Linked DNA regions of Mus musculus: all the other regions are linked to region 2. A link is a loop called in an ENCODE intact Hi-C map of the cell type or tissue named here. Cell type or tissue: heart. All regions are shown on one strand.

The links. A loop is a pair of places that touch in the nucleus more often than their neighbours do. Peaks named below come from ENCODE experiments on the same cell type or tissue, not always from the same donor. Only the 100,000 strongest peaks of a DNase experiment are listed, where the experiment ranks them.
Region 1: a loop joins it to region 2, with 4 times the contacts of the local background. A loop is called at or near these places in 13 of 42 quality-filtered maps.
Region 3: it touches region 2 in a loop (7-fold over the local background); 14 of 42 quality-filtered maps call a loop at or near these places.
Region 4: it touches region 2 in a loop (2.0-fold over the local background); 3 of 42 quality-filtered maps call a loop at or near these places.
Region 5: it touches region 2 in a loop (5-fold over the local background); 2 of 42 quality-filtered maps call a loop at or near these places.
Region 6: a loop joins it to region 2, with 4 times the contacts of the local background. A loop is called at or near these places in 22 of 42 quality-filtered maps.
Region 7: a loop joins it to region 2, with 1.9 times the contacts of the local background. A loop is called at or near these places in 10 of 42 quality-filtered maps.

Annotation. Positions count from the first base shown.
Region 1 is chr15:64,625,100-64,629,099 of GRCm38, reverse strand. It overlaps Gm30691 (a long non-coding RNA gene), which reads left to right. Exons shown (of 4, transcript XR_875386.2): 3 at 478-585; 4 at 1,549-1,659. Among named protein-coding and RNA genes, the nearest start is that of Gm30691, 3.6 kb to the left of the region's middle. In heart, a CTCF peak has its summit at 1,563 (motif pointing right); a DNase peak (open chromatin) is centred at 1,569.
Region 2 is chr15:64,309,856-64,313,855 of GRCm38, reverse strand. It overlaps Asap1 (ArfGAP with SH3 domain, ankyrin repeat and PH domain1), which reads left to right. Exons shown (of 31, transcript NM_010026.3): 3 at 1,381-1,507. Among named protein-coding and RNA genes, the nearest start is that of 1700010G06Rik, 2.3 kb to the left of the region's middle. In heart, CTCF peaks have their summits at 774, 1,051 and 1,934; DNase peaks (open chromatin) are centred at 225, 1,165, 1,955 and 2,495; H3K4me3 peaks cover 3,412 bases; H3K27ac peaks cover 2,815 bases.
Region 3 is chr15:64,380,426-64,384,425 of GRCm38, reverse strand. It overlaps Asap1 (ArfGAP with SH3 domain, ankyrin repeat and PH domain1), which reads left to right and starts at 1,507. Exons shown (of 31, transcript NM_010026.3): 1 at 1,507-1,709. In heart, a CTCF peak has its summit at 1,820; a DNase peak (open chromatin) is centred at 1,805; H3K4me3 peaks cover 2,505 bases; H3K27ac peaks cover 2,691 bases.
Region 4 is chr15:63,995,514-63,999,513 of GRCm38, reverse strand. All of the region lies in intron 2 of Cyrib (CYFIP related Rac1 interactor B), which reads left to right. Among named protein-coding and RNA genes, the nearest start is that of Gm25628, 28 kb to the left of the region's middle. In heart, a CTCF peak has its summit at 1,548; a DNase peak (open chromatin) is centred at 1,313; H3K4me3 peaks cover 2,568 bases; H3K27ac peaks cover 1,918 bases.
Region 5 is chr15:64,419,606-64,423,605 of GRCm38, reverse strand. The region is part of intron 2 of Gm30563 (a long non-coding RNA gene); the gene reads right to left. Among named protein-coding and RNA genes, the nearest start is that of Gm30563, 29 kb to the right of the region's middle. In heart, no CTCF peak of the experiment used is centred here; a DNase peak (open chromatin) is centred at 1,665.
Region 6 is chr15:64,172,543-64,176,542 of GRCm38, reverse strand. Asap1 (ArfGAP with SH3 domain, ankyrin repeat and PH domain1) reads left to right here. Exons shown (of 31, transcript NM_010026.3): 6 at 3,251-3,325; 7 at 3,809-3,858. Among named protein-coding and RNA genes, the nearest start is that of Gm20717, 76 kb to the right of the region's middle. In heart, a CTCF peak has its summit at 1,852 (motif pointing left); no DNase peak of the experiment used is centred here; H3K27me3 peaks cover 554 bases.
Region 7 is chr15:64,221,858-64,225,857 of GRCm38, reverse strand. All of the region lies in intron 3 of Asap1 (ArfGAP with SH3 domain, ankyrin repeat and PH domain1), which reads left to right. Among named protein-coding and RNA genes, the nearest start is that of 1700010G06Rik, 90 kb to the left of the region's middle. In heart, no CTCF peak of the experiment used is centred here; DNase peaks (open chromatin) are centred at 957, 1,907 and 2,247; H3K27ac peaks cover 858 bases.

The DNA.
Region 1 (4,000 bases), 320 kb before region 2:
CATCATAATGTGTAGACTGTGCCTGATGTGAAAAGAGATGGAGGGCCTGCAAGTATGGGACAATGGGACACTAGCTTCTCTGATCTAAAATGATCTTAGATCAGAGTGTGGTACACTGAAGTAAAAAAAAAAAAAAAAAAAAAAAATTCATGGCCAAAGGCATTGTGCCTTGAAAGACTATCCCGACAACGTGGTCCTGGCTGCTATCACAATTTACAGACCTGTTTTTGAGCACACTGAGGCTCCTCACAGCTTCCTTCTGTGAAGCTTAGCCTCGGGTATCTCATACAACCCCTCCCTTCTGGTGCTAAGATCCTCTTTAGAGCGTTCCCTCCAAACGGTCTCCAGGCACCCAAGCATCCCCTTTCAAACAAAGATGCTCACCTCTCCCAAGCAGCCCAGGTACTTGTGAGCATCTGTAACTGTTCTTTGCTTCATTTACCAAGATTTCTGGTTAAAATTCAGCCTCTGTCCTAGGTCCTGGATACAGAAAACAGTCAGATATGGTTTGCCCCTCAGGAAGACTCAGCACAACGAAGAAAGACAAAGAAACACGGTATCAATTAAAGAAGCAGCCAAAGAATGGTATTGTTTTGTGTTTCAATGACCTTTTTTTTATTGAGTTGAAGATTTTCTTATATAGTGCCTTAGTTAGGTTTCTGGTGCTGTGATAAACATTGACCAAAAACTAAAGTAAAGTGTTTCTTTTAGTTACAAGTTCCACATTACAGTATAACACTGAGGCACGTCAGAGCAAAGACTCAAACAGGGCAGCAACCTAGATGCAGGAGCTGATGCAGAGGCCATGGCTTGCTCAGCTTGTCTTTATATAGCATCCAGGACCACCATCCCAGAGATGACAGCACCCACAGTGGGTTGGGTCCTCCCAAATGGATCACTAAGAAAATGCCCCACAGGCTTGCCTGCAGTCCAAGCTTATGAAGTCATTTTTTTTTTTAGCTGAGGTTCCCCCCTCACAAATGATTCTAGTTTGTGCCAAGTTAACAAAAAACAAACAAGCCAACACACATAGCTTTAATCTGTTTATTTCGGAGGTGGAGGGGACTCTGTACTCCACTAACTTAATCTTTCTTCTAAGTAGCACCCCACCTGATATGTGAATTTATTAGTCATTTATTTGTCCCTATGTACAAGGGGGTAAAGAATCGATGAGTCTGAGTTCTCCCCAAAGATTGGCCTTATCTGTGGTAGATGATCAGAGGCTTGGGGGTCAGATGTTTTGGGGTATGGATCTCCCAAGCCACAATACACAGTGCTTTTGGAAACTGATCTCTCAGAGGGTCTATTTCCAGATCTGCAATCAGTGACTGCAGAGTGTCACTTTGCTGTGATGGTCGAGATTGCATGAGCTTTAAGCTGGTACGTGCCTCTCACAGCTGCTGGAATGGAGCAAGTATCCCAAATTTGGTGGTGTTCTTTTAGTTTCTGTACCCTCAGTTCTCCAGCAAATTGGTTTGGTTTGGTTTGGCTTGGCTTGGTTTTGCCTTCAGAAACGTTTTGCTAAAAGATGTGTTATTTTCCACCTAGCCGCCAGGTGGCAGTGTCTGAGACCACTGGGATTCCCTTCCTGCAGCAAGAGCGATAATGGAAAAACACCACTATGTTAAAGCTCAGCTAGAACGTGACAACCGGCTTCCGAAGCGCAAACATAATAAACGTTCTCTCATAAAACAGAGGTTTCCAGGAGTATTTTATTTGCTTCACAGCTGGGTACAACATGACAAAGTGACAGCAGGCTGCTGATTCCTGAACAGAGGGCACAGCGAGAAGGGAAGAAATGATTGATGGAGAAAATCAAAATCAATGGGAGGAGTAAGGAAGAAGCTACATGGGAATTGAGCATTAAATTCAAATATTTTACATTTTAAAACCACTGCCTGTAGAAACGAAGGAAGTGAGGATCTGAAATCTAGTCCCACATATTCAAGAATGACCAACCCTAAAGCAGCAGTTCCTGTGGGTTGCAACCCCTTTGGGAATCAAACAACCCTTTCGCAGAGGTCACCTAACACCATCGGAAGACATATTTACATTATGATTCATAACAGTTACATAATTACAGTGATGGGTAGCATCGAAATGATTTTAGGGTCTTTATGGTCTGGGGTCAGCACAGCTGAGGAACTGTATTAAAGGGTCGTAGCATCAGGCAGGTTGAGAACCACTGTACTAAAGCGAGGCCAGTACACAAGACTTTATAGTATGTGGAGTCCATGCTGTGATTTCGCCACTTAGTCCCTGTTTATTAAGTTGAAAAGTGCATATCATGTGTCTCTCGTGTGTCTGGCCTAGGCTTACTAACATCTACACTAATGTCCAAAGAGCTCCAGCCATCAGATTCTCTGGGGCACCATGGAAGCATGAGGGAGGACAGTGAAAGCTTCGCCAAGATGAAGGGCGATAGAACGGCTCATTTGTGCCCAGGGGGAGTGGCCTGCACTAGTGATTGGATAGTGATGGGCCCGGGGGAGTGGTCTGCACTAGTGATTGGATAGTGATGGACCCAGGAGGCGTGGTCTGCACTGGTGATTGGATAATGATGGGCGCAGGGGAAGTGGCCTGCACTGATGATTGCATAGTGATGGATATAAGAGCAGTAACCTTGGGGAGAGGGGCAGAAAGAGTAAGCAGTCCAGATGAAGGGAGAAAATACCAGGGGAGTGAGTAATCCTATTTGAATAGCAACTTGGATTCAGAAGACAGAGAAGGAAGTGACCAGCAAGGGGCCAGAAAACTAAAGCCCTGTTTGCCAAGACAGCTTGAGGGGAAGACTTCAAAAGACTTAACTGAAGAGATCAGCCAGGGTGTATCTGTCCGAGTACAAGAGAGGGGTCAGGATCATCTAAGGAGCAACCTTGACAATAAGGGTATGAAGGAGGTGCAGGAGCAAGAGATCCTGAGCGGAGCACTGAGTTCCCTCACCGAAAAGATGAGGATAATGGATGAGATTCAAGAGCAAGCCAAGTGTCTAGTCTGGGATGTAAAGGAAGTGAGCTGCAAAGATCAGGGAAGACCAACCAAAGTTATTTTTTCTCCAATAATTTGATTTTTTTATTCAATTTATATCTCCCCTCCCTCATGTCTCCCCAGTCCCCTTACGTATCCCTCCTCCACTGCCCCCTCCCCTTCTCCTCAGAGAACAGGGAGCCTCCCATGGGTACCACCCCACCCTGGGGTCTCAGCAGGACTAAACACCCCCTCTCCCACTGAGGCCCTACCAAGTAGTCCGCTTGGGGGAAGAGGATTCAATGCCAGACAACAGAGTCGGAGACAGCCCCTGCTCTAATTATTAGGGGGCCTACATGAAGACCAAATTTGACAACTATACAAATGTGTAGAGGGTCCGGGTCCAGCCCCAGAATGCTCTTTGGTTAGTGGCCCAATTTCTGTAAGCCCCCATAGGCTCAGGTTAGTTGATGTTATAGGTCATCTTGCGATGTCCTTCATCTCTCTGGCTTGTTCAATTCTATCCCCCACTTTTCCACAAGACTCTCTGAGCTCCTCCTGATTTTTTGGTGTGGGTCTCTGCATCTGCTTCCATCTGCTGCTGGGATGAAGCCTCTCAGGAGACAGTTATGCCAGGCACCTGTCTGCAAGCATAGTAGAGCATCATCAATAGTGTTAGGGGTTGACTCTCACACATGGGATGGATCTCAAATTGGTTGGCTGTTCCTCTCAGTCTCTACTGCATCTTTATCCCTGCACATCTTGTAGGCAAGACAAATTTTGGATTGAAGGCTTTGTGGATGGATTGATGTCCCCCCGCCCTCCCTTCTTTGGCAGTCCTACCTCTCAGCAGGAGGTTAAGAAGGTAAAAAGCTGTTAAGTGAGTTGTCAGAGCACTGTGGGCTTGACCAGGATAAAGAGGTGGGTTGTGGTAACATAAAGGCATTTGAAAGTCCTAAGATTTACTTGGTGATAGAGCACACATATGGCCCTATGCCAAATCCATACATAAACTAGTCAGACACACAGAGAG
Region 2 (4,000 bases):
TTCCAAGACAGCAGGAATGTGGCCCTTGCCGACATCACTCATCTCAGAATTTGTCAGCTTGTGAGGCGAACCTTTTCCTCTTGACATGCAGTCTTCTCCTCCCTCCCTGCCGGTCCTCACTCAAGACAAGCCCTCTCCGTGGGTCCCTGAGCCACACGACCCACACGCGGCCAGAAAGGCCAGCGAACACAACCTCTAGCTAGCTATATCGGACGGTATGCAGGCAGGTCTGAGTGGGCCACAGGGCTTGCCTTCCAAAGCAGGCTTTAATGGAGGCCAGTCATACGCTTTCAAGGGCTCCTGGAGGCCAATCCCAAGGACTAGGTGGGTTTTGTTGATACCATTCTCAAAATCTTCCAGTCGGTGGTGAGAAATTAGATGGGTATGTTGGACTAACAACAGTAGACATCTTGCTGGGGCTGAATTGGTACTTTTCTCAGAAGAAAGTCAGTTCCTGCTTAGCAGTGAAGAGCATTTGCACCTGAGAAATACTTTTTGCATCTCCGGATGCTCGGCGGTCCTCTGGGGTAGGGGAAGAAAAAAAAAAAACCAAATACATCTGGACAGATGAAAGTATTTTAAAACAACCCTTCCTGTCTCTGCACAAGGCACAGCATTGGCGTTCAGAGGGCAGCAGGGCTGCGCCCCCATCCCTCGGTCCGCGCAGAAGGGAGACGGCTTTCCGGGCCTCGCTTCCTGCACCCACTCGGGACTAAAAAAGAACACGAACAACTTTTTTTTTTTTTTTTTTTTTGGTCCCTCTCTTGCAAAAACGCTCGCGTAACCAGCTCGCTGAAGTAACCGCTCCGGGGGCGGCCGGGTGTGTGTGTGTGTGCGTGGGGCGCGGTTCCGGAGCCCCACGGGCACGAGCACCAGCGCCGGCGGCTGCGAGGTGGGGGCCGCGCGAGGGCCGGGCGGCGGGGGGGGGGGGTAAGTGGAGAGAGAGGGGCGGGCGGGGCGTGCGGGGCGCGTGCGCAGAGCACTTCCGTGTTTGTCCCCGTGACTGGCGCGGGCGCGCCGCCCGCCGCTCCGCGGGAGCGAGCGCCCCAGTCGGTCGAGCCTCGCCGCTTGTCAGCGCCACCGGAGCGGTCCGTTCCGCCCAGCCCCGCCCCTCCCCGTCGCGCCCCGCCCCGCCCCGCCCCGCCGCCCCTTGCGTGCGCTCGGGGAGGCGCGTCCCCGGCCGCCTGCGCGCGCCGCTTGCAGTTTGAAGGGCGCTGCGCCGCTCGCTCCGCTCCTCTCCGCTCCACTCCTCGCGCGCCAGGCCGGGCGCCGCGGCGGGTCGGGCTGCGCGCGTGGCGTTCATGAGCCGCCCGGCGGCCCCGGGAGCCTGCGCCGTGACTCACGCCCGCCCCCGCTTGTGTCTCGTCCCTCCCGCGGCAGGATGCCGGACCAGATCTCCGTGTCCGAGTTCATCGCCGAGACCACCGAGGACTACAACTCGCCCACCACGTCCAGCTTCACCACGCGGCTGCACAACTGCAGGAACACCGTCACGCTGCTGGAGGAGGTAGGCGGCGGCCTGGCAGCTGGGTGGGCTGGGGCCCTGGGGAGCCCGGCGACTCGGGGAGCCACACCCCCTCCGGCAGCCCCCGGCCCCTGTGGTCCTCCTTGGCAGCCCTTTCCGGGATCCTGCAGGTTTGAAAGCCGGGGAAACTGAAGTGGGGAAGGACTGAGCGAGCTCTGGACACCCGAGTAGAAGAGAGATCCTCTCTGCCTTGCACCCTGTCTGGGTGCCAGGCAGTCTGCTCAGCGCTTCCACATCATTGTGACCCTTTCCTAACCCACGAAGTACGTGGCGTCAGGCCACCGAGGGCAGAAAGGCGAGGCTGCTTGGCCAAGGTCACCAGCCAGAGACTTGGAGATGGGCCGTGAATGCACTTCTCCGCAGCCCAGCGGGGCCAGGCAGGCTTAGCTGTAGAGATAAGGGCTGGTGGAAAACCCCAAAGGAATAAAAGGGAACTTCAATTGAGACTGTTGCCATCCCTGGGCCTGTGTCTGCTAGTCCCCTGTGCCTAAAGTGAGCAAAAGCCCAGTGGAAGGAGGTCTGTACAAAACGGATCCCCGCCCAGCGCCCCTTGCTCCAGTGGCTTTGGTTCTCTAGGGCTCTGCTGCACCAGATCCGCAGGACACTCAATGCAGTCTGCAGAGCTGATCAGACTGGTAGATGGGACCAGAAGCTGCGGAAAGAACAGCTCTGCCTATCAGGACCCTCCAACGGATAGATGTCCAGGGGCAGAGGCAAGGGCAAAGCTATTTCTTTTAAATCTTGAGCGTGGGGTGGGTGAGGAGAAACGCCTTAAGCACATATTTACAGCTACAAACAAGCCAGTGAAAAAGCAGTGAAAATAAGGCAGTTTCCCAGAAACTCAGCACACTTTCTCAGTGCCACAAAATATTCCCATCCTAAGCAGCTTGGCCTGTCTTGGCTGAACACGACAGTATAGGCAGGAAGAGGGTTTCCCCCATGGGAATTAGACACTTGGTTTATTTGAGGTTCAGGGAGCTCTTTTTTTTATTTAGGGCGGCTAGGGACCAGCCCTCGGGAATATAGGGAATGTTGAAGTTCTGCCTGGAACTGGCTGTGGTAGTCAAGTTGTTTGATGTATGGAGAACTGGTATTTGGGTGCATGCATAAGAGATGGAAATGTTAGGGGGTGGGAGATTTCTTTGTCCCATCTTGTCCACCTGCCAGGTGCTATAAACTAGTCTGTTTAATTCCAGGAAGGGTTGTTTTTAGAGTTTTCTCTGGAGCCATTGTTGAGTGATGGAAATGAATGTTCAAGTGGATGGAGAAATACTACCTACCTAAGTGTATTTGAAAGGCAGAGGTAGTGAATACCCCTCCCCCTTGTGACCTGTCAGTTGCTTGACGGTTAATATCAGGGATTAAGCAGAGTAGCCAGGCATTCAACCTCAAAGTGATTCTGTCCTTCATATAATTGGAAGAAGCTGACAAATTTGCTCATCTAGGAGTGTGTGGTCATCTTTTTCCATTTCTAACTGGATATGCCTCTAAAGGGTTTAACATTGATTAGGCTGTGGGGTTATTTTTCTGCCAGATAACTTCTTCTCTGTCTGCTAATAGAGCTGTCAGTTACTGTAACTTTCTGCACACTCAGATAGTGTTACTGTATTCTGTTTGTGCAGCAGATGATAAGGGTGTTTGGGGTGCTGTTTGTGGGGGATATTTGCATATTGAAGCACCTTTTTTTAGAATAGTTAATGTCAAATAAGTATCTGCCCCCAACCCTGTGTGTGTGTGAGAGAGAGAGAGAGAGTGAGTGTGTGTGTGTGAGAGAGAGTGTGTGTGAGTGTGTGTGTGTGTGTGTGTGTGAGAGTGTGTGAGTGTGTGTGTGTGTGAGAGAGAGTGTGTGAGTGTGTGTGTGTGTGAGAGAGAGAGAGAGAGAGATAGTGTGTGAGTGTGTGTGTGTGTGTGTGTTTGAGTGTGTGAGTGTGTGTGTGTGTGTGAGAGAGAGAGAGTGTGTGTGAGAGAGAGAGAGAGAGAGATAGTGTGTGAGTGTGTGTGTGTGTGTGTGTGTGTGTGTGTGTGTTTGAGCTTAGGTAGAAGAATAGGCCTTTGGGCTTGAGAAAGAGTTAGAACCAGTCTAGAAAGTTCAAAAGTGACATATTAGAATACATTGATATACTCTTGTCCCTAAAGCATGTAGAGTAATTGATACCAGAATTTTGTCATTCTTTTTCTAAACTTGAGTACAGGCTTGGTTAAGAAATCATTTTCCTCACTGTGTACTTTTTTAACCCTTGAATCATAGTCTATTTGGTTTGACTTTGTATGGTGACCTCTTCTTTATATGAAACGTCTTTTTAGCTTCTTACTGTTGGATCATAACACAGCTGAAGGTACATCCTCAGTAGATGCCAACCTGGTTCTTCAAAATTAGGCTGGGTAGTGGGACATACCTGTAATCCAATCAGTTGGTCCATAGAGGCAGGAGGATCAAGCTTGAGGCTAGCCTGGACTTCCTAATGAGTTCTAGAC
Region 3 (4,000 bases), 71 kb before region 2:
TTGGCACTGAGAGTGGGAACACAAGAGACAGTCAAGAATTCTGCTGTGATGCAGCTTAGCCATGGGGAAATGTTAAGCAAGCATCCGGAAAGATACAATAGAGACAGGAGCTATGCAGCAACAGGACCAGGGGCAGGATGTTGGGAGAGGTGCGGGTGGTGAGGATGTGGGGGTGTCAGACACAGTGGATCAAACGGTGAACTGTGAGGGCCCGACTTCTGCTCTGTGATTTATCTGCCGACCTCAGTTGGGTAGAGGTTCTTTCCAATAGGATGGTGGCTATGAGGGGCAGGCATTCCAGGTTCTTGGGGCCCAGCTTGGAGCTTTACCTGTGACCTGTAACTACAGAAAGTGTTGAAGAAGAGACATGCCTTTGGGTGCCAAGCACAGGTCTGTTTGTCCTTGGGAGATAGAGCTGGTACCCAAGTTTCAGTTCCCAGCATGGTCATTTCAGTTCTCACTTGCCCACACGCGGTCCTTCCTCTATGTCTTGAGAGTCAGAGGAATCTCAAACACTCAAGTAAAACCACCAAACTGCAGCCTACAGGTAAAGTGTGGCATTTCCTCGGGAAACCACAATGAATCACTCCCCATGGCAGCCCAGACTCCCTGGCTAGTTCTCCTAACCCCCCTGGAGCAGCTCAAGGCTTATTAACGCGCCCTCCCCCCAAGTCTCCCACCCTCAGGTTAAGAACAAAATCTCCAATCTTGTGAGGCCTGGTGAGTTTCTAATTTTACCAGAAAGGGGTCTCTACTACGCAGTGGCTGATCTTTTCTTCTTCAGACAGCAGTTTCTGGAAGACTCAAAGAAAAATAATCACCAGTAATTAGGGAGAAACTGACACCCTTGGGCCAGACCTGCCCCCGAGCTAGGTCCACACAGACATGCAGAACACACAGCCCACAAGTTAGAAGCCTCCCTTCTCTGACATCTCTAGTGTGCAGTAATACCCAAGCACAGATATCATTGATGTCTCCAACATGCCAGTCTAAGCATCTTGTTTTCAAATTAAGTCTACGAACACTCCTTTCTTGATTGGGAAACTAAGCCTCAAGGAAGTATCACTTGCAGGAAAGAGAAAAAGGCCATTTTCCAACCAGGGTTCAGAGCCTGGAATGCTCGAATGCTAGCCAGATCATCTCTGTGCTATCCAAAAGGTTTTGCCTCCAGGCACTGGGTAAGAAGATAGAAATCCACGGAAAGGAACAGGAGAAAGTAGCCTAGGAGAAGACAGTGCAGGATGGGAGAGAGGCCACAGTCTTTTGGTGTCCCAGCTTTAGCAAGCCCCACTTCAAGGCCAAGGTTCTCTGCTGATAAGCCCCACCTCTGCCTTCTGTGGCCAAGAAGGAGGCCCACCCCATGAATCTCCTACACTGCCCTATACTCCTGTGCCCTGAAGTGTGCCCGGCGGGCCAAGGGTTAAACGCGGCGGGAGCCCCCGGAGCGGGGCAGCCGCGGGCCGGGAGTGCTTAGTCAGGATTCCGATTTCCTGCCGAAGTGTTTGGATTTCCTGCAGCCCGCTCCCGCCGCCGCCACCGCCGCCGCCGCCGAGCGGGCTCGAGAGAGCGGCTCCGCGTCGCCGGCCTCCTCCTCCCCCCTCCTCGGCACATGGTCGCCCGCCCCTTCCTGCGCCGCGCTCGGCTCCCGCGCCTCGCCCGGCCTCGCCGCGCCCGCGATGGAATAATGCCCAGCGGCCCGCCCGGTCCCGGTGAGTGGCGAGGCGGCGGGGCGGCGGGAACAGGCGCGGTGGGGCGCTGCACGGCCACCCGCACACCCCCTGTGGGCTCCGGGTGTCCCCGTCCGTCCGCAGAGCACCAGCCGGGGGCGTGCGGGGCGCGCGGCCGGCTCTGCAGGGGTTGGCCGGGCGGCCCGGGGATTCCGCAGCCGCAGCGCCGGAGCGCACGTTCCCCTGCTCCGCGGAGGAGACCCGGGTTGGGGGTGTGCGCCCGGGGCGCAAGGCTCCCCGCTCCGGGAGGAGGCCCGGGCAGACGCCGGGGCGCTCCCGGAGTCCGCTGGGGCGCTTTCTCTGTCCTCCCGGGCACTCTCCCCTCCCATTGGGACTCTCTCCTTCTCCTCTGGGGTGCTCTCCCGGCCCTTGGGGGCGCTTTCCTTCTCCTCGGCACTTTTCCCGGTTCTCCAGGGGCGCTCTCTCCCTGCGCGGCGGGGAGGCGCGGGCATTGGCCGCCGCATTGTCTCGGGCGCAGCGGAGGAAAGTTCCCCTCGGCGCGGGTCCCGGCCTGGACATGGCGCTGCCTGGCAGGCCCCAGACCACTTAAAAGGAAAAGAAACAGGGAATGGGGGGGGGGGGGGGAGTGGTAATTCCCCTTGGGAGCTGAGAAGTGCCTTATGTCTTCTTCCGCTTGTACCATTTTGGAACCTGATGCTTTTTATGAGAGCAACAGTAAGTTTAAACGAGAGCGAGAAAAAAAATAGAAAGAAAGAAACTAGCTGGTATCTGGTTTTCTGCTGTTTAATCCATCCAGAGACATCATCTCACGCCCTCGTAGGGCGGGTTCTTTTTATCAAGGAAAGGCTTAGCCAGGTCTAGACCAAGTTAACTTGACCTTAGCCTTAGCTGTACAGATGCAAAAGACCATTTCCCCCCTTCCATCGACTCCATCAGGTTGTGTTAGCAGGATTGCTTCTGGGATAGCAGTGGTACAGGATTGCTGAGTAATGTTTTGAGATTGTAAAACACAGCATGTAATTCTTAGGCCAGTTTCATGTCTATCCTAGCCTGAGTGGCCAGGTCTTCTTGGCGGGCCGTTGGAAGGCCCCTGTGTAGTGGCCATTGGGAGAGGGGCTTGATGGGGGGTGGGGTGCTATAGAAGAAAAGAATCTCGGAAAACAACTGTTTTCTCTTTTAATGTGGAAGAGATTCAGAAAGATTCTATGGACACAACTACTTGGTGGCCTGGCCAGGAATAGCTTACTTCCAAGCCTCTAAACTCCCTGGCCTGGCCACCCTGATTATGCCAGATTGTGATCTGCCAGCCCTAAACCAGGAGTGTTACTGTGTCTTTCAACTCTCTCCACTTTAGCACCTTCTCCTGTTCTCTTATCTGTTATTGCTGTTGTTTCTGAGCTATGCAGTTATCTCAAAGAACATATTTTGAGATAAGGGGTTTTAAAATTACCCTGTTTAGAAATGCATAATGGTTTTTAGTACTTGTATGGTAATTTTAAAAAATCTAAGAAAGAAAGGAAGAAAGAAAGGAAGAAAGAAAGGAAGAAAGAGAAAAAGAAAAAAGTATTGTCCAACTTCTGTTCACTGACACAAGTGGATTTGGGATTCAGCTTTCAAGTGGATTTGAAGCATACAATTGTAGTTATTATATGGGTGTGTGTGTGTGGGGGGGTGCTTTTCTCTATTCTCTCATTTTGTTTGAAACAGATGAACTCCAAGCCAGCATTGTCTTGACACAGAATGTGCTGTGAGATTTTTTCAGAAGTCTCAATTCTGAATCTTCCTCTCTCTGTGAGCTAGGCAGCCCACCTAGTTCCCTCTTCTTGAAAGCTCAGTGGCTGGCTTTTCCTCTTTAGTATGTGATAATGTTAGAGAGAAAGGACTTTTTCACAAGCTTGCCATTTGGTGAAGGAAATTGAAATTCCTTACACCTCTCCAGCCCTCCACAACCACAGCCAGCTAGATTTTCAAAACCAGTGCAGGCCCTGCAGGCCCAGAGATGAATGTGTGCATTCAGGCTGAGCCCTCCTAGTCCAGACCCTCCTCCCAGCTGGCTGCTCCATGTTGCACCCAGGTGGCTGTGGTCTGGGGGACATGAGAGGCCCCCTGTCCCTGTGCTGTTTGTGGGTTTTCCCAACCAAGGTCTCATTGTGTCAGATGGGATCTTCCTGGGCCCCTTACATTTTCTCCTTCCGTCTTCTTTTCCTCTCACTGGGGTATCTGACGATAGCTCCAAGGTCTTTTCTAGAAATCTGCCTAGATAATCCCTACATGAGCAATGCTGACAGTGACATCTCACACTTATTAAGCAC
Region 4 (4,000 bases), 310 kb after region 2:
GACCAGTCAGATACATGGTGTTACATTCGTGGGCCAATGAATACCAGTGTGTGTCAGGTAAATGGAGCAAGCCTTATTGGATGGTGAGGATAGTTTAATAAAAAATGATGAAAACCCGATGTAGTGTTGAGTCCAAAGCCTCCTGAAGTATAAAGATCTGAGATCTAGGATTCTTGCCCTCAATGTACAACCCCCACCCCAGGCTCTCCTGGATTGCATACCATATTGTCTTCATGAAACTGAAGAGGCAGACAGGCTTACTACAGTAGAAGACACCAGATTGAGTTAACTGGCTACATTTATCAAGGCCAGCGGTTCTTAAATGATGAGTGTTGGGAGTAAAGGGTAGGCTTGTGGGTTCGAACTGCCCCTAAGTTCATGAGTTGGAAAATCATATGCAGATTTGTGTCTATATATGCATCCTCCTAAGGAGAAAAAAAGAAAGTCCATACTTTCATGGGATTTTTCAGTTGGGGTCTTAACCCCCAAAATGCTCAAAACCTTACTTTCATCTTAGTGCTGTGCTCAGAAAACTAAATATAGTTATGGGAGAGGTAATTGTGCTAAACGTTTATATTTCCCTGCTAGTGCTCCGAGTTTTACAGCAGGATTCGAATGAACTAGTAGATGAGACCTTTTTTTGTGTGTTCAGAGGGGAAGGGAGCATTTATTTGCCGAGAGTGACAGTAGGATTAGAAAAGTAATTAAGTGGTGTAGCTCTACATCACATCAGAATTACAGCCCACTCGACGTTTCTGGAGTCGACGACCCCAGAACAAGGGTCTGATTTATCTAAAAAGACTGCCTGTGGTAAGCCACGTTATCAAGTGAGTCTCATTTCTGTTCCCAGACTGATCATTTAACACCTCCCAAGGGCGTCTCTGCGATAGCATCGCAGGCGATAACGGAGCTTCTCCCTAGGCCCTGGGGAGCCTGCCTAGTGCCAGAGCTGCCTCTGGAAGCGCGCGCGAGAGGCTCAGTACCAGGCCCGAGGGGAAAGGCTTGCTGCCAGGAGCCAGACCTCTCCAGGTGCGGGATGCTGGAATGTGGCGTCTCCCTGGGTAATTAGCTCAGAGCCTTGGTCTCTTTTTGAGCTTGTACTTGTTCACCGCCGCAGTAAGACCCTGGCAACCTCCCGAACGCCGCCTCCCGCGAAGGTGCTGCCCCTTTAAGGGAGGGCGTGGTCTCGTATGGCGTGGCCGCGCCCCCCGGCTTTCCTTGGGGCGCGCCGGACCACCTGTCTCCGGCCGCGCCCCGCCCCTTTCCCGAGGGGTGGGAGAAGAGGGCGGGGAGGACGGTCCAGGCTTTACCTTGCGCAGCGGTCGCGCGGCGCATGCGCACGGCCGGACAGGTCCGCGGCGCCCTCACTTCCTGGCACTCCCCCTCCCCCCTTCGCCGTTACCCTGTACATCCGGGTCTCTTGCCCTCCCCACTCCAAGCCGCCGTCGCCGCTGTCGCCTGGCTCTTCGCGGCTCCGCCAGAGGGGCAGGTGCGGAGGGGCTCCCGGTCCGGCCGCCGCCGCCGCCGCCCCGCTCCGGGCCCGGGGCTCCCCCTAGCGCCGTGACGAGCCGCCGGCGGCCGAGAGAAGCGCGGCCGAGTGCCCGAGCTCGCGGCGGGTGAGTGACCGGCCGGTCGTCTCCTCACGCCCCTTGCGCCGCGGCGGGCCGCGCGGCCGCTCTGCGCGCTCCCGGCCCTGCCTGGGCCCGGCCTCCGCCCATTCATTCTCGGCGTCCGCTCTTCCGCCCGGGCCGCGGCGCGTGCGGGAGCCGGCAGCCCCGTGCCGGGCGCTTCTCGGCTCCCCGGCTTTTTTGCCTGCCATCCTGCCCCCGTGCTCCGCTGCGCCCCGACTCCCAGGCTCCTCCGTGCCCCGGCGTTCCCTGCTTTCCGGGCCAGCTCTCCCGGGCCCTCACCCCTCCTTTCCTCGGACCATGCCACGCTTTGCCGGGACACCCTGCGCCCCTGGAGGGTTTGTGTGTCTTTGCTCCCATCGCTGCGTCTTTCACCTATGAGGCCAGACCTTTCAACTTTTAATTCCCCGCGTTTAAAGTCCAGATGCTCAATCCTAGGGTGTGGCCTTAGTGTGTTTCCAACACACACACACACACACACACACACACACACACACACAGCTTTTTATTATAATTACCCAAATCTATGTCTGTCAGAGTCTCGTGAGAGTGGCCATCGGGATGTGTGTGTAATCTCGTGGCTTCTTTGGACCACTCCGCCTCCCTCGTATGTGGTACATTCATTTTTCTCTTGAGCATAAAATTTGTCAAAAAGTGTTCTTTTCAATGATCCCATGCCTGCTTTGCAGCATCACCTGTTTGTACTGTTAGTGAGACTTTTTCTTGCCTCTGACAACTCTTATAGCACTCCTTGTTATCCCTTTCCACTCCACATACTGCTGGGATGCCTGAGCCCTTGCAGAACCACCAAATGCCCGTTCTGGATAAAGCAAAGTTTTCTCATTCGTTGACACTTTCTCTCTTCTCCTGAAGTGTATTAAGTCTGACACCTTTGAACCCTGCTGCGTGAGAAATGTGTTCCAATCAATTTTGAGTTTTTTGAGTCTTATAGTTTGGTATACTGATGTTCCTGTAGCCTAAGGAACTCTTGTCACTTGTGTGTCCTAGCACCTTAGTGCACATAATTTTAGATTAGCATACCCCAAGAAAAAACACACAGATCCTTTTCATGTTTTAATTGTGTTTAGTAGTAGAAATGGAAGCTTAGTGCTGAGGATGAGTGTAGTTGGAGCGTATTTGATAGTCTGTTGTAAAGTTTAACTGAAATTGCCTAATCAGCATCTATAAAATGAACTAACAGCACTTTCTGCACTGTGACTTTCATGGTCCGTTATGGTGAACTCCAGTTCATTTCAGAGCACACATGCCATATATCATGGCAGCCATACCACCCTGTAATGGCCACAGCAGCATTTTCTAATACTTTTTTCTTTCTGAGCAACTAGGTTTTTGTTGTTGTTGTTCTTGGGTTTGGAGGTTCCCCACCACCACCACCACTTTAGGCTTTGAATAGCCACTTTACAGATTTCTCTTTTTAAAAAAAAATTAATGATGTGTGTTTGTGTGTGAAAGTGGAGGAGTCTGCGTGTGATTCTGGAGTTGATTCTGTTTTCTTCCTTCACCATGGGATTCAGGGATTGAACTAAAGTAGCCATGCTTGGGCCATCTCACCCTGCCCCAGCAGCAAGATTTCTCATTCTTTTTTTTCCCCAGAGTGATTTTTTTCAGGATGACTTAGAAAATCCCTTATAACATCAGTAGTGATGTGGCTGCCTTGGAGGAAAGCCTTGCTTTGTAAAATGCTCTACATTTGGTGGTTCTGTAGTGTTATATGTAAATGCACAGAGTATATATACTTTTTTCTTCACTAAGAAGGAGACCATTTAATCAAGGGGGGCTAGGTTAATAAGTTGCTTTTGGTTGTTCCAGCAAAGAGTGAAGGCAGTTGATTTCTTACATGGTATAGGTGATGTTTAATGGAGTTTAAAAATTCATTTCTCTGAGCTTTCTGAAAATAGGTTAAAAATAAGGTGTGTGGAATTGTGCCATGTTCAAGATTATTTGACTTTGAAGCAACCATTTATCTTTACTTAGTAAACAGTAATTGATGGAGAAGTACAGAGTGATGGGTTTTTCATATTATTCCTAGTCTCCTTAGGGAAAAGCCTGGATTATCACTCTTACTAAGTATTGATGCTTCAGTTGTTAAGAGCCAGTAATTTTCTTTTCCCTGTTTAAGGAAAGCAAAAGACTATATTATCTGAAAACACTTGTGTTGGTCTTTATATCCTGTCTATTATTTTTGGTTATTCTTTTATAGCACAGCTTAGCAGTTTCTGCCTGGTGTATAGTGTATGAATTGTTAATATTTTGGGCATCCTAGACTGTAACAGCACTTTGGAACTATTGTAACTATGTGGCAAAAGTTTTAGAGAAAGATATTTTTTGCTCTGAGCTGCAGATCTCAAAAT
Region 5 (4,000 bases), 110 kb before region 2:
GGAAAATACACCACAGGATCATTTGCCTTTACATCCTACCCAGGGGTGATGCAAGCTCCCAGAACCTGGACAACACTCTGGCTGGCTCTTGGCCCCTGTATTTCCCAGGAAAGGAAAATAAATGGTTGGTAGCATTTATAAGTGGTACGCTGGGGCCTTTGAGGACAAGCCTGCTGTTTCTCAGGTCAAACTTGGTGAGAAGAACCTTGACAGCTCTAGCCAAGCACTTGCTGAAATCAGTGTTAAGGTTTGTCAGCCTGCCACAGCCAGCCAGCAGCCCCATACTGTGACGAGATATCTGCAGGACAAGGACCAGGCAGATCAAATCAGGGAAGCTACTGCCAGCATCTAAACCGCCGTGTTAAGATGCAAAACCAAACAAGAAACTGGAAACTTTAATCCCAGCACTCGGGAGGCAGAGACAGGTGGATTTCTGAGTTCAAGGCCAGCCTGGTCTACAAAGTGAGTTCCAGGACAGCCAGGGCTACACAGAGAAACCCTGTCTCTGGAAGAAGAAGAAGAAGAAGAAGAAGAAGAAGAAGAAGAAGAAGAAGAAGAAGAAGAAGAAGAAGAAGAAGAAGAAGAAGAAGAAGAAGAAGAAGATAGCTCCCACTTCTGTTCTTAAACAAATTGATGGAGAAGCCGTCAGAACCATCGGTGGGTAAGTGGGCAGGGTCATGAACAGTTTCCAGAAGAAACATGCAAGGGTTTATTTTCTCCCTTCTTCTTATTTATTTAGAGTCCCTTGGCATTCTGCAGACAGCATCGATATTACCTTGGCAGTCAAAGCAGAACGCTATTAATCTAGACAGCTATTTTGAAAAGGGCCCGAGGCTTCTTCCTCTGCTGTCTTTGTTCTACAACAAGATGTGCATTTAAACATCAGAAGCTGACAGAGATCGGTAGTCCCTGTGGACAAAGAAGGAAGGGTCAGTGAGTGGGGTCATTCAAGGGAACAGAAGACTCTCAAAGGTGAAGTGGCATTTCTTGGGTCTGGGTCACCTGCCAGGTGATCAAGGCTAATGGAACAGATTGATTATTTATCAGCTCTGGGATTTTTCCAACACACTGAGGTTCCTACGATAGTTATCCTATCTATAAGCCAGAGATGCTATGTGTATCTTCAAGGACTGATAAGTAATAAGGTTGTGTATGGAAAGAGAGTAGGACCTGATACATAGTAAATATTCAGCAAGTTAGGATGCAGGAACAGCACTGCTAACAAGAAGAAAGGGAGGGGGGAGGGAGGGAGGGAGGGAGGGGAGGGAGGGAGGGAGGGAGGGAGGGAGGGAGGGAGGGAGGGACGGAGGGACGGAGGGAGGGAGGGAAGGTTATTCTAGATCAATGGAAGGTGCACAAGATGAGACTTTGGTCCTCATGTGTGGAACATCTATGTAGCCTAGACAAGTCATGTCACTCCCAGGTCCCAGATGATCTCAGAGCTTCCAGGTTTTGTTCTGGGCTGCCCAAGACAGCACCTCACTCCCTTGGCCACTGACATTCCCATATTGGACCTGTAGATGTGGAGCGTCATGGGTGTGCCTCAGATCAGAGTGAGATACTACAGGCAGGCATCTCACTGGCATGCTTGGCCCGCCCTTCCCCAAGGAAGCTGACCTCTTGTTTGGACCTCTCTGGCATTTCCATGGAGACAAGGGATTTGGCAGAGAGGGACTGAAAGTTCTTCCTTCAGGAAAGCCTCCTCCCTTCCCCAGGGAGCCTATGTTCTGTGACCCAGCTTCCCGGAGACACTGAAACTAAGGCTACCTCCCTCCCATCCAGGCTGCCTCCAGGGACAGGGTTCAGGCACCCTTTCAGGATGCCGCCCAGGGGAGCCAGCTTAGCCTGAAGTTGGCTCTGCCTATACCCACATAGCTTCCGGTTAATGGCAGAGTCCTTCCTGAAGGCACCTACTGTACATTCCAATGCAAAAGGAATTCCCACCATCCCCTCAGGCAACTGAACCCTTGCAGGGAGGGGATTAGGGAGTTGGACTACAGCTCCGACTGTCTCCTCTGTTGGCAGAGCTTACAGCCAACAGGCTATACCCTGAGAAAGATCCTCAGGACCAGCCTCTATGACGGTTGAACCCGTGAACCTGTGAGCTTCTGTTGGGTTCCATTCTCCTCTGTTCTCTCCATGCTAAAGCAGATCTCTGCTGTGTCTCTTTCTCCAGGCTCCTTGGTGACATCATTGCTGAGACTGGCCTGCTTCCTATACTGTATTGAGGGCTTGCTCCGCCTTAATTAAGGGACTATTGGTGCTCTACCACTGAGCTATACCCCAGCCCTCCAGTGTCTGTTCTCAGAGGTTCAAGCAGCTGCTCACAGCATCTCCCCGTTATCTCATAAAAGTAATCTAATTGAGGAGTGTTCCATTGCTCTGCTTGTGTGAACCTCAACGGTCGTCCTGTGATGAGCATGTGGTGGGGGGTATGATGTTGTCCTTTTTTACAAGTGGGGAAATTGAGGCCCAGAGAATGCTCTGAGGCTTCCCAGGGTCCCCAAAGCCAGCAAGCATAGAAATGGTAGCAGAATTAAACCTTGGGTCAATGATAAGAAGCTTCAGGAGTCTCTGTCACCCATAATTCCTGTTACCCAGCAGCCATCCAGAGGGACACAATAGTTTATTTACCGCATCTTAGAGGAATGAGACCAAATTTACATACATTCAGCAACTTGTTTTTTAAGGTTTTTGTTGTTGTTTTGTTTTGTTTTTGCTTTTGTTTTTTGAGATAAGTTCTCAATAGACTATTCACTAGGTAGTTAAAGTTGGCTTCAAACTCACTATATAGCACAGGTTAGCTTTAAACTCACTACGTAGCCCAGGCTAGCCTTAAATGCACATGATCTTCTCATCTGTCTCCCAGTTACTGGAACTGTTGGCATTTACCTCCACACCCACTACCCAAAATAATCTGAGAACATTTTGTCTCTAGAGATGGGAATGTAAACCCAGATTCACTGAGCACCACAGCCTACGACTTCATCATATTACATTACCATCCCACACAGTAGGTCGACCTGTGATGGGAAACTGTCTCTTATACGGGAACTGCCACTCCAATACCTGGCACTTCCTATGATGGGATCTTGCAGGTTGGCTGGGCTACAGAAATCCCTGATGAGGAGGACTGTGTAGAGGGAGCACCCAAGTCCCAAGGGCTGGAGAGAAACAGAGCCGGTCTCTCTGTCCTCTGTGAGCCGATAAGCAGTTCAGCGGCACTTGCACTCAAGCAAGTCTGACTGAGCTGTGGCTAGAAAAAGAAAAGTAGGTCCCTATGATGAAGAGGAAGACCAAGGATGACACAAGGTAGAGGCTTCATCTTCAAATGCTTACTGGTGATAACAGTGACCAACGCAAGATGTGAGGAGAAAATACACACCTACTATGCGCAAAACACTCCTAACTGTCATCAAAGAACCCACTGATAACACTGTCTTCTGATGTGTAGGTCATCCCTGTGTTCTAATACAAGGACAAACCCCACCCTTACTCTACAGCCACAGCCAGAACAGTGGGCTGTGTGAGGTGGCACGCACCTGTCAACCTAGCCTTCAGGAAGCTGAGGATTGCGGGTTGAGAATAGGCTGGCAATGGCAATACTATCTTTAAAAACCAGGGTTGAAAAGAATGGCAAGAAGAACCATGGTCAGAACCACTTGCCAAAGAGAGTCCCAGCTTTGAGGAGAAAAGCTAACGGGAAGAGAAAATGGCTATTCTGTATTCATACACTCTTCCCAAGATGGTTGAAATATAGAGCCCCGGGATATTTGTCTGTCAGAATGTGCTCCGTTGCAAGTAAGAAACGCTGACAGCGTGGCCCAAACATGAGCAAGTTCATGGTTTACCTCAGGTGACTTTAATTTGTTTTTCCTCAGGCAGTCTCCTTCCAAAGGATACTATGGTACAGGGCAGTATTGAAAACTGAGTTTCAAGGTCACTGCTAGCTGTAATAGTTAAGAAGATGCTAATCAGGCTATGCAATCCCCTCAAAGTA
Region 6 (4,000 bases), 140 kb after region 2:
ATAGACTTGTTCTTCAGAAGAACCTTCACCTTCAGCACGGACCACAGATTTCATAATGCCCCTGGTGTCTAATGCAGCCTCCGCGTCAAGGTAGCAGCAAGCTTCCATTGTTGCTTCATTCACAAGGGTCTGAGATATTGATGAAAGGGGTCATCTAGGATTGGAAGTTGAAATGTGCTTTTAATCTGTGTTTTCCATGTTGTTTTAAGTACTGTTTCTTCTTGAGCAAACAGTACATTGCTTATTTTTAAAGAATGTTTGAGTATGCATGTGAAAATTGTGCATGTTTGCATATGCGTACCTGTGCAACCTCAGCTGTTGTTCTCAAACGCCGCTGTCTTGTTTGTTGAGGCTGGACAGATCTCATTAGCAGAGGGCTCACCAAGTAGGCTCAATGGGCGGTCACAGAGCCCCAAGGAATCTCCTGTCCCTATCTCCCAGCATTAGAGTTACATGTCTGGGCCACCAGATAGATCTGCCCTTTTTTGACATGGGTTCTGTCATCTAACTAAGGACCTCATGCCTGCAAGGTAAGCATTTGCCAACTGAACTCTCTCTAGCCCTTTAAATAATAATAACAGCAACAGCAATGAAGAAAGCCTCCTTTCCTCCTGTATTCCCTCCACCCCCATGTCCTTCAGAGCACTGTGGACACCAGCAGATTACTGGGTTCTTCTCTAGGAATAATGTACACATACAACCTTTTCCCCATCTTTTTAGAGGTCAATCTTGTCCTCTGTAAGTACTTTTTATTCCCCCCCCCCATATACCACATAAATAAGGAAGAGTCTCATAAGTGCTACAGTTTCCCAAGCCAGGTGCCCATTGTTGGGCACGCTGTTTCCATCAGTATGAACAGCCCAGCTACTCTGGAATGCCCAGGCTGTTAAACAGTGTAGATCATACATTCAAGGCCAGCATGGAGACTCTGAGCTCAACCATGGTGCTCTTATAATTATGGAGCTGCCTCCTTACTTCCCTTAAGACTTAGAGGAAAGGTTTGCAATTATACTCAGTTTCTTTTAAAATAAAATTCTACATTAGAAGCAGTGGCGGTTTTATAGAAACAGTCTGTGGTAAGAACTTCTGGAGTGTTTTATCAAGCCTAAACTAACTTTATTGCAATAAATAATTTGTTACCTATAGTATTTCTTCTAGAGAACAGATGTTTGTATCCATAATACAAGCAAAATTTGTCAGAATTGCTGCTTCAGTCTAGTCCCACTTGAGAGAATTTGTTTTCACAGACTTAATAACTGGATGAATTATCACACTGTCTCTTAAGAGCCTTGGGGCAGAGGATCCTGGAGACTTAGACTGTCAGAATAAAATTGAGCGCTAAGAGCAAAATATCTCCAGCTTAGCGTCTAGAGCAGAGGGCTGATTTCTGTGGGTCTTCATTTTCTTCTGTCATGACCAGGCATTCTCAAGCTTTTTATTTTTGAGGACCATAATTATAAATTCTAAGTGGAACCTTAATAAGAGAGGATGCACCTGATCTTACTGCAATTCGATATGCCAGGAATCCTTGATATTCATGGGAGGCCTGACCTTTTCTGAAGAGTGGATGGTGAAGAGAGGGAGCAGGGACTGACTGGGAGGAAAGGAGGGAGGAGAAAGTATGAGATGATAGACAGATAGACAGACAGATAGAAAGATGGTAGATAGATAGATAGATTGATTGATTTTAAAATATATACATAAACTCTAAGTGGCCTTTTTGCCCTACTTTCCAAAACCATTACTGATTCTCATAGACATTCAGCATTTAGCAATCTGGACTGCTTGCTTAAGCTGAATTCTGTGTTACACAGATAGAATTGCCTTGGCAGGGATCCTACGCCCTCTGGTGGTATATACTAGAAAACCTTCCTCAGATGTTAAGCCAGTGGAAGTTTAGCAAAGAGCATGACAGAGCTGCTGAGAAAACCCAAGGTGCGAGTAACAGGGACGCACTGGGAGAAGGCAGAAGCCAAAAGGCATGACTTCTCTTCTCTTCCCCTTTGCTCCCTCAGTTCTGGATTCATAACTGGCATTTTAAAAATACGTGGGTTTTCAGCACTCACGAGAGTTTGTAAGCTGGCACAGAACGTGTGTGTTGGCTCGTTCCATCCTCACCTGCTTGCTGGCAGGAGCATGCAGCCCCTCCACTCTGTCAGCACCAGGCCATTGAGCAACAGTGGATGTCCTCATGTCATTCTCTCTTGCTGGCTGTCGACTGCCAGTGTAGAAAGAAGCCCCACTTGGAGCAATAGTGGGCTGCTCATCTCTGCCTGCCTGCCTGCACAGCATGTGGCTCATTCTCTCTTCGGTGAAGAGTGGATGGATAGATGGACAGGCTGACAGGTAGACATACATGCATGGGAGAAAAATGTTCTTAAGGAGGAGACCCCAGACCTACTATGCTTCGGTTCTGCAGAGCCATGCCAGCTCAGATTTCCCTGGGAATTCCCAGCATCTTGCCGACTGTATTTTAAACCATCCTTTGGCTCCTCTGCAGCTTGCCTCCAGCTGGGCAGCAGCTCAGCCTCTTTCTCCGTTAGGTCTGTACTGTGTCAAAGTGCAGTCTGCCTCTGCAGAGCAAGAGAAAACCTGCTACTCAACCGTCAAAGACTTGTCTTAGCTGAGTCTTGTGGCTCATGCCTAGGAACCTGTAATCCAAGGCATGGGTTACACAACCAGACCTGTCAATAAATAATAATAATAATAATAATAATAATAATAATAACTGAGGCTGCAGCTGTAAGCAGACAGCCAAGGCCATCAGTGAGCATCTAATCTCATGCAAGACAGATAGAATCACAGATAGAGTGTGTACTGTGAGAGCACAAAAAGGAAATGGTGAAAGCCGGTTACACACTTCCCTTCTTATTCTTGACAGCAACTGAAGAAAAGTCAAACCAAGAGTTGCAGTCTTGTTAGAAGTTGCACTGAAAGTGCTGAAATGAGTAGCAGTCGCTTGCACTCATCTGTAGGTGCGACAGCAGTATCTCAGAGCATCGCTCTGGGACCACACTGCAGCTCTCTGCTCACAGCTGGGACTCTTACATGTCACCTCTCCCTCCTCATTCCTACAGCTGCAGTGTGGGGACTCACACTAGCAAGAGGATGGCATGTACATGCAACAGACATTTAACACACATACAGCTCTCCACTGAGCCCCGGGCCGGTGAGTCCAAGGAAGAGGTTTCACTGTTTATTGTGCATTCTTTTAACTCTCTCCCATCTTTTCTCTGTGTTGATTTTCCAGCTCCAGGGTCTGAGCCACAATGTGATCTTCACCTTGGATTCCTTGTTAAAAGGAGACTTGAAGGGGGTCAAAGGAGTAAGTGGCCAGAAATTATTATTTTCAGTCTTCAGTTAAAAGGGTTGGGTTTATTCTTCCTTTTTTTAAACATAGTAGTACTTATATTTGAAAATTTCTAAACATTTTCAGCACAAAACATTCTTGGAAAATTGTCATTAGAAAAACTGTTGCATCTTCACATGATGGTACCGACTGGAAACAAGACTAGGTCCTTTCAGAAAGATTGGTAGCTCCTCAGTGGGGATGGGGGGAGGAGCTGGGCCCCAGTCTGGCCTCCCAGGGTGATTGATGGACTGGGCTCTGAGCAGCTCTGGCTCTTGCTGCTTTGATAGGACCAGGAGGGCCCACCCTCCTGCATCTGCAGGGCTTCTCACCTGGGACCAGTGCACATGTGGTTTCAGATCTCCAGAAGCAAGTTGGTTTTGTTCTGATGGTTTCTCAGTTACTTATTGGAGGAAAGATGAATAACAGTTTTCATTTTCTCATTTTCTCTTTCCTAAGGATCTCAAGAAGCCATTTGACAAAGCCTGGAAAGATTATGAGACGAAGTTGTAAGTGCTGCTTTGTTCTGTTTGTGATACCTGGTCATGGTCATGAGTTTCCACGGGCTGAGGACAGGACTGGGCCCCAGTGAACTAATATATTAGCTATGATCTAGTTAAAAGCCACACACACACAGTTATCCCAGCACTC
Region 7 (4,000 bases), 88 kb after region 2:
ATAGAATGCTCCGCTCTCTAGTTGCTTTAGCCATCTCTGCGCTGGTGGCTCCTGAGTTTATCTAGACAGGCCTCACTCGATGTCCTTTTTAACAGACTCCACGTGAAGTACTACCAAGAAGGAAAGGTGGCAATCATAGCTGACTGTCCCGTGAAGGAAGGTGGAGGTACCGCTCTGACTCACTGCCTCATAAGAGTTAGGTCGAGGAAGCTCTTCACTGTATGTTCTCAACCATAGTTGAGACCCTAACTCCCGAGGTGGATGGCCTGGGCTTGATGCCCAGCTCCCCATTTACCTACTGTTTTGAGTTGAGTAAGCTGCTTAGCATTCTTCTTCAGAGAAATTGTCATCATATTCTGATTTTCCTTAGGCTTAAACTACTGGTGCTCTGGATATTCTGACCGTTTGATTCTTTCCTTGTGCTCTGGCTCTTTATTTTCTGAGGCCAGGTGGAACGCCCGTCTTCTCAGTCACCTTTGCCCTGCCCTGCCCAGCCAAGCAGGACGTGTAGAGCCTTCTGAGTAGTATAGTGTTGTTAGCACTTTGCTGTCTTCATGGCTTGGATGTGCACTAGCACTGCCTTGTCCTGCGTTTCAGGCAGGGAAGCATTTTACTTCCCATCTTGTGTTCATGTTCCAGGGACGGGTGATAAACATGTTAGTTAGCTTGAGTCGGTGCTTAGATTTCTGACATGAAGTGAGACAAGATAAAGTATGATATAATGAATCTCTGAGTAACTACAGGAGGACAGTTATTTTTGTAAAGTAGTTTGTACGATTGTTGTGCAAACTAAACAGATTGGCATGTTGAGAGGCAGTGCTTGGGCCAGGTCTTTAGAGATGGTGACAGGAGCCATACTGCCTCTCAGCTACTTGGCTACACCAGTACCATTTGTAGACTGATGAGTGAAGGCTGCGCCAATGTCTGTCTGGCCTGAGTGCCGGGGATCACAGGATCGTGGCTAGACCCTAGTGACGTGTTCCTCCCAGGTGAACTGTAAAAGAGGTGAAAGAGTGTCTGTGCTTTATCCCTCCCCTGCTCTCTCTGTGTGACATGCTGCCTGCTTACCATTTCTGATCTGAATCTGTAATGTTTCCAACTCTGATGTTTCAAGTCCCCTGTCTGGAGGTAGGCCGTTCATACACTTTCTTTGTTGGCCTTCATACCATGCCACGTTCCCATCATGGTTAAGAATTCTTTCCGCTTTCCAGTTATGCTGTTCCTTCTCATCAGTTCTCACAGGGTCTCTCATAACTGCCGCTGCCTTCAACACAGAGCAGCAGAGTGAGAAAAGCTCGCGTGGATCACATTTATCAGGACGTGACCTTAAGACAAGCCACTCAACACCTTTACACCTCAGATTCCTCCTCTGTGCAATAATTAAGAGTGCCTGCCTCCTTAGTGTTTCTCTGTGCCAAGCTCATAGGAAGCCCTCAAAATCAGTCATTGTAGTGAACCTCAAGGAGCTTACTAAAGAAGGTCAGCAGAACTAGCTAGGCTGTGTGCCTTGATCTTATTTTTTAATAATTCTTTGCCCTCATGGGTCAGTGTGCCTCACTTTATAGGGATGTGTAAGTTGTGCATGAGTTAAGGAAGGCCATTTCACTTAGCACGCCTGAGCTAGCAGAGGCTCAGATCAGCTCCCTCAGAAGGACAGCTGTTGGCTTTCCCACCTCCTGACCCACCTTCTTGTGGTCCCTTTCTTGTATTTATTTTTTCTTTGCTGTCTGACATGGACTTGTATCTGTTTCTTTTCTTTTCTTTTCTCTTCTTTTCTTTTCTTTGTTTCTTGCTCATAGTGGTGTTTCTTCCTCAGTAGTTGTTCAACACCAGTGGTGGCTTCTTGTGCATCACTTGTCCCACCCCTTCTTTCTAACTCCTGCAGTGGGACCTGATAGGCCAGCTTGTCCCGCTTCTGCAGCCAGATAGACATCTCTAGGTTGCTGGATCAGCCTGTCTCCCCTGGTGATTTTAGCAGTGCAGCTAGAGGAAAAAGTATAGCCCCTGGCTACCCTGGATCTCATCTTCAGCTTCAGAGTAATTGGAATCAAGCACTATACACAAGTAAATGATTTAGGAGCTATTCCTATTCACACATCTATCACTGGGGATAGGAGTCTTGTCCTTTGATTCCATGTTACGGAAAAGCAGAAATATTCGCAAGACAAGTGGGTAAGGGAAACTTGTTGTTTGTGGAGCTAGTTCTCCCTTGATACGAAGCAGATCTTTGTTTGGAATGTAGCAGTCTCTGGTGCGGTGAGTCAGGCCTTCCACTGGTTTGCATTTTTCATTAGTGTATCATTTAAGGAAATCCTGTGGTCAGGGCCTTGGAACAAGCCTGTGTTTATTCTTCTGCTAAAATAAAAAAAAAAAAAAAAAAGCAAAACACTTAATAATGTATCTGAAGATAAAGTTGTGTTTCTGGAGCTGTTTGCCTAAAATTTGGAAGGGGAACAGTTTTCAGTGCTTATTGTAAGTCTTTTCAGACTTTTTGATGTCCTTCATTCCAGTGTGGATCATAGAAAGTGGGACGTTCTTCTAGTTTAAATATTATAGATACTTGTAGAACTAGGGCTTCTGATTAACATCAGTGAGTTCCTTATTCAATAAAGGATTGATTTTTATCCTAAGTGTCTACTGAAAAGGACCACACCAACGTTTTGTTTAGTATATCTAACACCCCACATGTATTGTTTTATTTAGCAGCTCTAGAAAGAGTATAAAATACATTTTTCTTTACATGCTGAGTATTAAAAGAAAATCATGATGGTTTATAGTGCTTTGAAGTTACTCCTATTTGAATTTTTGAAAGAATACAGTTCATATGACCTTTTCTGGCTGCTAAGCATATTCATTTTACTCATCCTATAAGCATTTATTCTAGACATACAGTTATAAGAGTGTGTTAGTTACTAGGAATAGAGGTCAAGTGTCAGCAATTTCAGTTAAGATGAGATCCTGTGACTATACTCTTGGGCCCTTCAGGTCCCCCCTTATCGTTGACTTGGCGTCCTTCCATATGGGCAAACATCACCACATTAGGCTGGTTGGATTTAGGAACAGAAACTTGCTGTTAGCCCAGTCTGGCCTCACACTTACTGCACTCTTGCCTCAGGTTCTTTAAGAGCAGGAACTGCACATAAATTTCCCAGGGGCACTTGTACCTGGAGGGCTATCAGATTCCAACTTAACCACACCAAAGTCCATATGGCTCTCCCCACCCATGATCTCATCTCAACCTCTCTCACCGTTAGAGATCCCCCAGGCTCCTCCAAGCCTCCCACCATGTTCTTTCTCTAGTACTTTCCAAACTTGCCTCTGGAGCTTGTATCCTCCCAGAGGCCTGATTGGCCCATGTTTCCCAAGCACTTGGGGTTATCTCAGGATCTGCCTTCCCATTTACTGAGCTTCTGAGGAACCAAATGCCCTCATAGGCCATTGGAGCCTGGAGTCACCTTCATATCCTCCTCATAGAAACCCCCATGAGTAAGAGGCAGCTCTCTGTTTAGTCTCTGTACTAGACTGTCAAACTCTGGACTTGGGCAAGTTGTTTATATTCTCAGGGCTTGGAGTTTTGCTTTTGGTTAAATAAATATGAAAATTAGGCTATATCATCCACATGTAGGGTTCTTCTAGCTCTATAGTACTATAAAAATGAGGCTAACCTTTGGCTTTTGGAAATTGGAGTTTTTCCATTTCAACTGAATCCTGGTTAACACAGAGGATAATGAGCTTCATTGAGTACAAAGACCAGCTGGCCAAAGCTCCTTGTCTAGGAGCTGCATAGTCCGAGTAGAGTGGCTTGATGAGGTGGGGGTAGCACAGAACATACACCTGCTGGAAAATCCCCTCAGAGGGGATAAGTCAACACCACACACTGCTCTGCTTTCCTTCCTCTGCTGGATAAATTATGACTAAGAGCTTTATTTGGCTTATGCTTTAAGGTTACGGTGCATCATTCAGAGAATTCAGGGTAAGAAATCTTGACAGAACACCATTT